Regions from separate parts of the Homo sapiens genome. Here region 2 is linked to region 1. A link is a loop called in an ENCODE intact Hi-C map of the cell type or tissue named here. Cell type or tissue: ovary. All regions are shown on one strand. Each heading gives the region's core, and the rest is flanking DNA. Links, peaks and the distances in the headings are about the cores only. Region 1 overlaps CASQ1 (calsequestrin 1). Region 2 overlaps ATP1A2 (ATPase Na+/K+ transporting subunit alpha 2).

Region 1 (2,905 bases), core at 162-2,661:
AGTGCTCAGTATCCCTGGCCATCCACCTGCCAACCGCCTCCCTTCCCCACCCCTCTGAGAATCACAGTACCTGAGTCTGTGCTGAGTGGGGGTAGAGCTGCAAGCTGTGCCCACAGCAGAGAAAATCAGGGTTGAACGCTAAGCTGGAAGGCTTATGGGGGCAGGGACCTCCAGGTGTGACTGTCCACAGCCTAAGGACAGGCTGAAGTAGAGTGCGAAAGGGGAAAGTTGGGCCCTGATGGGGAGAACTGTCCGGTCGCTGTCAGTCTCTCTCCCTCTGGGGGGTAACAAATGGTGACCTCTTATCTCAGCTCTCTGGCCTTCCCCAACTCCTCAACAACATGACCAGACCCACCACTACCCTCCCACCCTCCAAAATTCTTCCCATTGGGAGTCACTCTGAAGAATCTCAGGGACTTCCAAGATCAACCCCACACTGAGCTTGGCCCTTGACCAGGGACAGGGACCTCCAGGTGTGACTTGAGCAGGATGGAATGCAGGACTCAACCCTGAAGGAGGGAAGGGGCCCTCAGTCACTCTGAAGCCAGACTCCTCAGTACCTCTTAGGCACTGGGAAGTATTGAGTGCAGTGTCTTCAAGTCCAACATAATAAGCACATTGCAAATGAGCAATCAATATTCATGAACTAAGTTGAGCCAAAAACAGAACTGTGTGGCTGTAGGGAATTTGGGGGATATTCTGGATCTTAGCAAAGGGTCAAGGTCAACTCTTATATCTCCCGCACCTCAACTGACCCAACTTGAAAGCATGAGAGGGAGAATAGGGGATAATAAAAATTCCAGGGGCTAATTTTAATCATAATCCTTCCCTCCAGTTAGCAGCCCAAGTCCTAGAAGACAAGGGTGTTGGCTTCGGGCTGGTAGACTCTGAGAAGGATGCAGCTGTGGCCAAGAAACTAGGTAAGAGAGGGGAGGGCAGGGGAGGGGAAGGTGGCATTGAGACAAGGGGAGGCTTAGGGCGGAGGACCTGTCAGGCAGTCCTTGGGATCCGAGGGGCTTGGGAATCTCTCAGATTTATGTCTATTCTAAAAGAGGGGGTGAGAAAATATGAGGTTGGGAGGGTTATGGCTCGGAGACTCTGCCTCTCTATTCCTTATGAAGTTCCATGCTCAAATCCCAGAAAGAGGTGGGGGAGGCCTTCTTTATACTTACCTTAAAACATGGCTAGGTGCTGGAGGGAAGGGGAGTCGGGGAATACAGGCGGGGCTGGCCAGACCTCTGCAAACTCCGCTTCCAACCCCTCCCATCCAGAGCCATGGTTGTTAGAGCAGTCAGCCACTAGGGGGCAGCACAGGCTTGAGACGGGATTCTGGACATGCATGGGGGAGGGGTGGTCAGTAATAATGAAGTCATCTGGTCAGTAATAGCAATTAAAGAGCTTGACTGGGAACCAGCTACTAGAGTGCTCAGAGGGGGTGGCATGAATACTCATCTCTAGTCGTTGCGGTCAGAGAAGGGGAGAAATACTGCTAGAATCTACACCTCTCTATTCCCTCCCCTCACCCTACCTGATCCCCCAGCTACTCCCTAGAAAGCTCTGGGGCCACGCTAGCCCCCTAGGCTTAATCCAGGGGCAGAGACCTCAGGCCTGTCGGCCTCTGGGTCAGAGGAGGTGGGTGGGGCAACGGGCCCATGAGGTGGAGCATGTGGGGCCCCGGTGATTATCAAACGGGCTGTGGCCGAGGATTTGGACCTTGAATCTGTGGGAAGCCTGGGATCATGGCTCACTACCCCACCCCTGCGCCCGGCTCACTCCCTAGGCCTAACTGAAGTGGACAGCATGTATGTATTCAAGGGAGATGAAGTCATTGAGTACGATGGCGAGTTTTCTGCTGACACCATCGTGGAGTTTCTGCTTGATGTAAGGACTCCCCTGGACCTGACGGCCTTGCTTGAAAACTCCACTGCCTGCCCCCTAGTCCCTACCAACCCCAACCTGACACTGCACACACACACCACACACACACACATACACCACACGCACACACACCATACATACACCACACGCACACACACCATACATACACACACACACCACCTGCATACACACCACACATATGCATGCACATGCACACAATAGTTCACAAATCACCTACACACCACACACTACACATAGGCACCACATGCACACCACACACACTACACACACCACACACACATCATATACATACCACACACCCATCACACACATATCACATGCACACACACACCACATGCACACCACACACTCCACACACATCACACACCACATGCACATACACAACAAACACACACCACACATGCACACACACCACATCCATGCCACGCAAATGCACACACCACACACGCCACACATGTACACACACACTACACACATGCACACACATCACACATATGCCACACATGCACACAATAGGCCACACATCACCTAGATACCACACACTATGCATATGCACCACATGCACACCACACACACAACACACACCACACACACCCATCCATACACACCACACACAACATATACATGCCACACACCCACCAGATATATCACATGCACACACACCGTACATGCGCACACACACACCACATGCACATACATACCTGCACACCACACATGCACACACTACACACATGCACACACCACATGCACACTCCACACGTACACACACCACACATTCACACACATCACACACATGCCACACATGTACACAGTAGGCCACACATCACCTACATACCGAACACTACACATATGCACCACATGCACACCACACTCATACCATCCACACACATCACACACACATCATATACATACCACACACCCACCATACATATATATCACATGCACACACACACCACACATGCACACCACACACTGCACACATCACACACTATACACACACACGCAC
Region 2 (2,905 bases), core at 194-2,693, 75 kb before region 1:
CATGGGCTTTGAGGACTTTCCCAGAGGCTGGTGACAGGTGACCCCCCCCCCAGTCCACCCGTCCATGGCATTCTGCAGCAATGGCTACACCAAGAGGAAGATTAACAACAATGGGGCGGGCAGGGAGAGGGCTTTGAATTCTTGGAAATGAAATTCCCATATGGAGAAGAGTGGCCCAATCCTTTTACATGCTGTGCCTGGCTGCTTTCCTTTTGTGGAATACTGGCAAAAGAGGACACAGAGGGAAAGGGCATGCTGCGGAACAGGAGGGTATGAGGAAGACTGTGCCTAGGGGGAGCCGTGGGTGTTTCTGGGCCCAGGAGGAGTCAGGCAAGGACATGTTATTGCACCTAGTTGAGCAGCTGGGAAATCCTGAGCCTGGACACCAGGGTTCCTGAGCTAGGGTTGGAGCCATAAATAGAATTGGAGTGCATGCATGTATCTGTGTGTCTGTGTCTGTGTGTGTGTGAGTGTGTGTCCTTGACCACGTGTTCTCCATAGGCGGGGAGTCCTGCAGTTACTCATGGATGAGTACCTGTGTTTGTGTCTCAGCAGGCAAATTTGTAAATGTACAAGCCTTCAAGCCTGCACAAGCATAAATGTCACTGTGTGGGGGTGCTTGAGAGTCTGTGAGCCTGCCCTTAGGAGCTGTGAGGTATGGGCTTCACGGAGGAAGAGGTCATAGCTGCAGGAAGATATACTGTCTTGGGACCTTCAGCTGCATCTTGACATCTCTGGCTCCCCATGGAAAGGGCATCCCTAGCTGAGATGCAGGACCTCTGAGAAGAGGCAGGGGTTAAAGGATCAGATAAGCCCTCCATTTCCCCCATCCAAGTGAAGAGAGAAGGAGGGGAGGTAGCCCCCTACCCTGCTCCATCTTAGAGCAAGGTAGACCCAGCTCAGGAGGTCTTGCTTGGGAAGTGATGAGACCTTGACTTTTCCAGTCTGTCTTTTTCCCCTAGCACCCCCAAACTCCCCTTAATCACCATCCTAAGTTGCTGTGGGTGATGCAATAGCAAGATGAGGAGCAGATCTGGGCTGTTTAAACTAAGAGGCTGGGTGAGGTGGGGGTATTTAGGGCCTGGAGCTTAGAGTTCAACCTACCAACGACCCCTGAAGAGGGAAGGCATCTGACACCCACAACCTGTTCTAGGGATGATTTTTCCTCCAATCCCTTCTCCCCTGCATCTCCACTGCAGAGGCAGGCTTCACTGTCCCCCCATTACCCAGTGGCTGTGAAGGGCAGCGTGGGAGTTGGGGGAAGGGACGACACTGGTGGGAGGGAGCCCAGCCTGCTCCAGCTACCACGGAGAGGCTGAGATGGGGGGAGCGTTGGCGGATTCCCAGCTGCCCCCACTCTGTCCCAGCCTCTGGCTTTCTCAAAAAGGACTCTCTGTTCTCCTTCAGCATTCAAGACCCAGAGAGGGGGACTTGTGGTTGGGGGAGGGAGGAGTGGAGGGAGGTTGGGGGGGTCCTTGCTTCCTCTCTTTCTTTCTTGCCTGGGCAGCCGCTGGCCCCAAATCTCTGCAGGCTCCTGGCTGCAGAGCCTGAGATCTTTGCCAGGACAGGAGGAGGGGGAAGGGGCAGTGTGTCTCAAGCTCTAAGCCTGCTGGAGAGCAGGGCGGGAGCTTGGGAAAAGGAGGCACTGCGTGGAGCTGCTTAGCTCAGCCACAATCCAGCATGCCAAAGTGCATGGACCAGCAAGTTTTTAAAAAGCATGCATTTTATTCCAATTTTTATGAAATTTATTTCACATCTGAATATACAGAAATTCCTCTGCACCCTGCTCTTCTGCCCACAGACCCAGCCCTGCTCCTCTGTGTATGCCTGGGCCCCCTTCTGTCCCTGAAGTTCCTGAGGGTCACACTGAAGCTCAGCCAGCCTGATCTCTTGCCTCTGTTCCCTTGATTGCATTTCTTCCTTTTCTCAGCTCTGTCCCACCACAGACAGTTAGTGAATGTAAAGCATTTCAATCCACTCAATTAAATGAATCCTCTTAGGTCACCTGAGAAAGGCAGAGGCAGAACCACTCACAAGCCTTTCCCCACCCCTTCCATTGGGCTGCTCGGTCTCCCCAAGAAGATCTGCCTTTAGGAGGCCAAAATTATACCAGATTCATAGATGCTTCAGGTGGAGACAAACCCACGATTTTACTGGTCACCTTTTCTGAGAAGAGCACTTCTGAGCAACACAGCCTCCAAAAGCTCATATCTTTTTAAATCATTGGTATCTTGGGAACAACAGTGTTGACTTCTCCTTGCATCCCCCACCCCTACCCTTGCTTCTGATTGTACTGGTCAGACTTCTACCTCTCAAGATGCTGAATTGGCGACCTCTTATGAACAAGGCAGCTGCCATACTTCTGGGATTGCTCCTGACTCTGATAAGTAAAAAAGGCATTACCCTGGAGCACAAAAGTCTTAGGGCAGTGAAGCTATTCCATATGATACCACAATGGCGGATACACGTCAGTATACATTTGCCCAAACCCATAGAATGTACACCAAGAGTGAACTCAAACTTAAACTATGGGCTTTGGACGATAAAGATGTATCAATGCAGGTTCATGATTGCAGCAAATGTAACACTCTGATGCAGGGTGTTGATAGTGGGTGAGGCTGTGCATGTGTGGGGGCAGGAGATATATGAGAACTTTCTCTACTTCCCACTCAATTTTGCTGTGAACCAGAAAATTGCTCCAAAAAAAGTATATTTTTTAAAATGCAAACAAAACCCCCAAAACTGCATTATCCTGCAAAAAAAAAAAAAAAAAAAAAAAAAAAGCAAACACCTTGGCTGTGGACCCTACCCAGGTATCCACTCTTTATGGGAAACAAAAGTTAACATCATAGTGTGGGAAAACTAATTCCTGAAAGCCTAGTGCAGACTTTGCAGAATCCAGTGG

The links. A loop is a pair of places that touch in the nucleus more often than their neighbours do. Peaks named below come from ENCODE experiments on the same cell type or tissue, not always from the same donor. Only the 100,000 strongest peaks of a DNase experiment are listed, where the experiment ranks them.
Region 2: a loop joins it to region 1, with 2.2 times the contacts of the local background. A loop is called at or near these places in 70 of 110 quality-filtered maps.

What each region holds. Positions count from the first base shown.
Region 1 is chr1:160,191,967-160,194,871 of GRCh38, forward strand. CASQ1 (calsequestrin 1) reads left to right here. Exons shown (of 11, transcript NM_001231.5): 2 at 836-920; 3 at 1,781-1,881. Among named protein-coding and RNA genes, the nearest start is that of CASQ1, 2.8 kb to the left of the region's middle. In ovary, for the core only: a CTCF peak has its summit at 1,315 (motif pointing right); a DNase peak (open chromatin) is centred at 1,305.
Region 2 is chr1:160,116,501-160,119,405 of GRCh38, forward strand. The region is part of intron 1 of ATP1A2 (ATPase Na+/K+ transporting subunit alpha 2); the gene reads left to right. Among named protein-coding and RNA genes, the nearest start is that of ATP1A2, 2.2 kb to the left of the region's middle. In ovary, for the core only: no CTCF peak of the experiment used is centred there; a DNase peak (open chromatin) is centred at 1,601.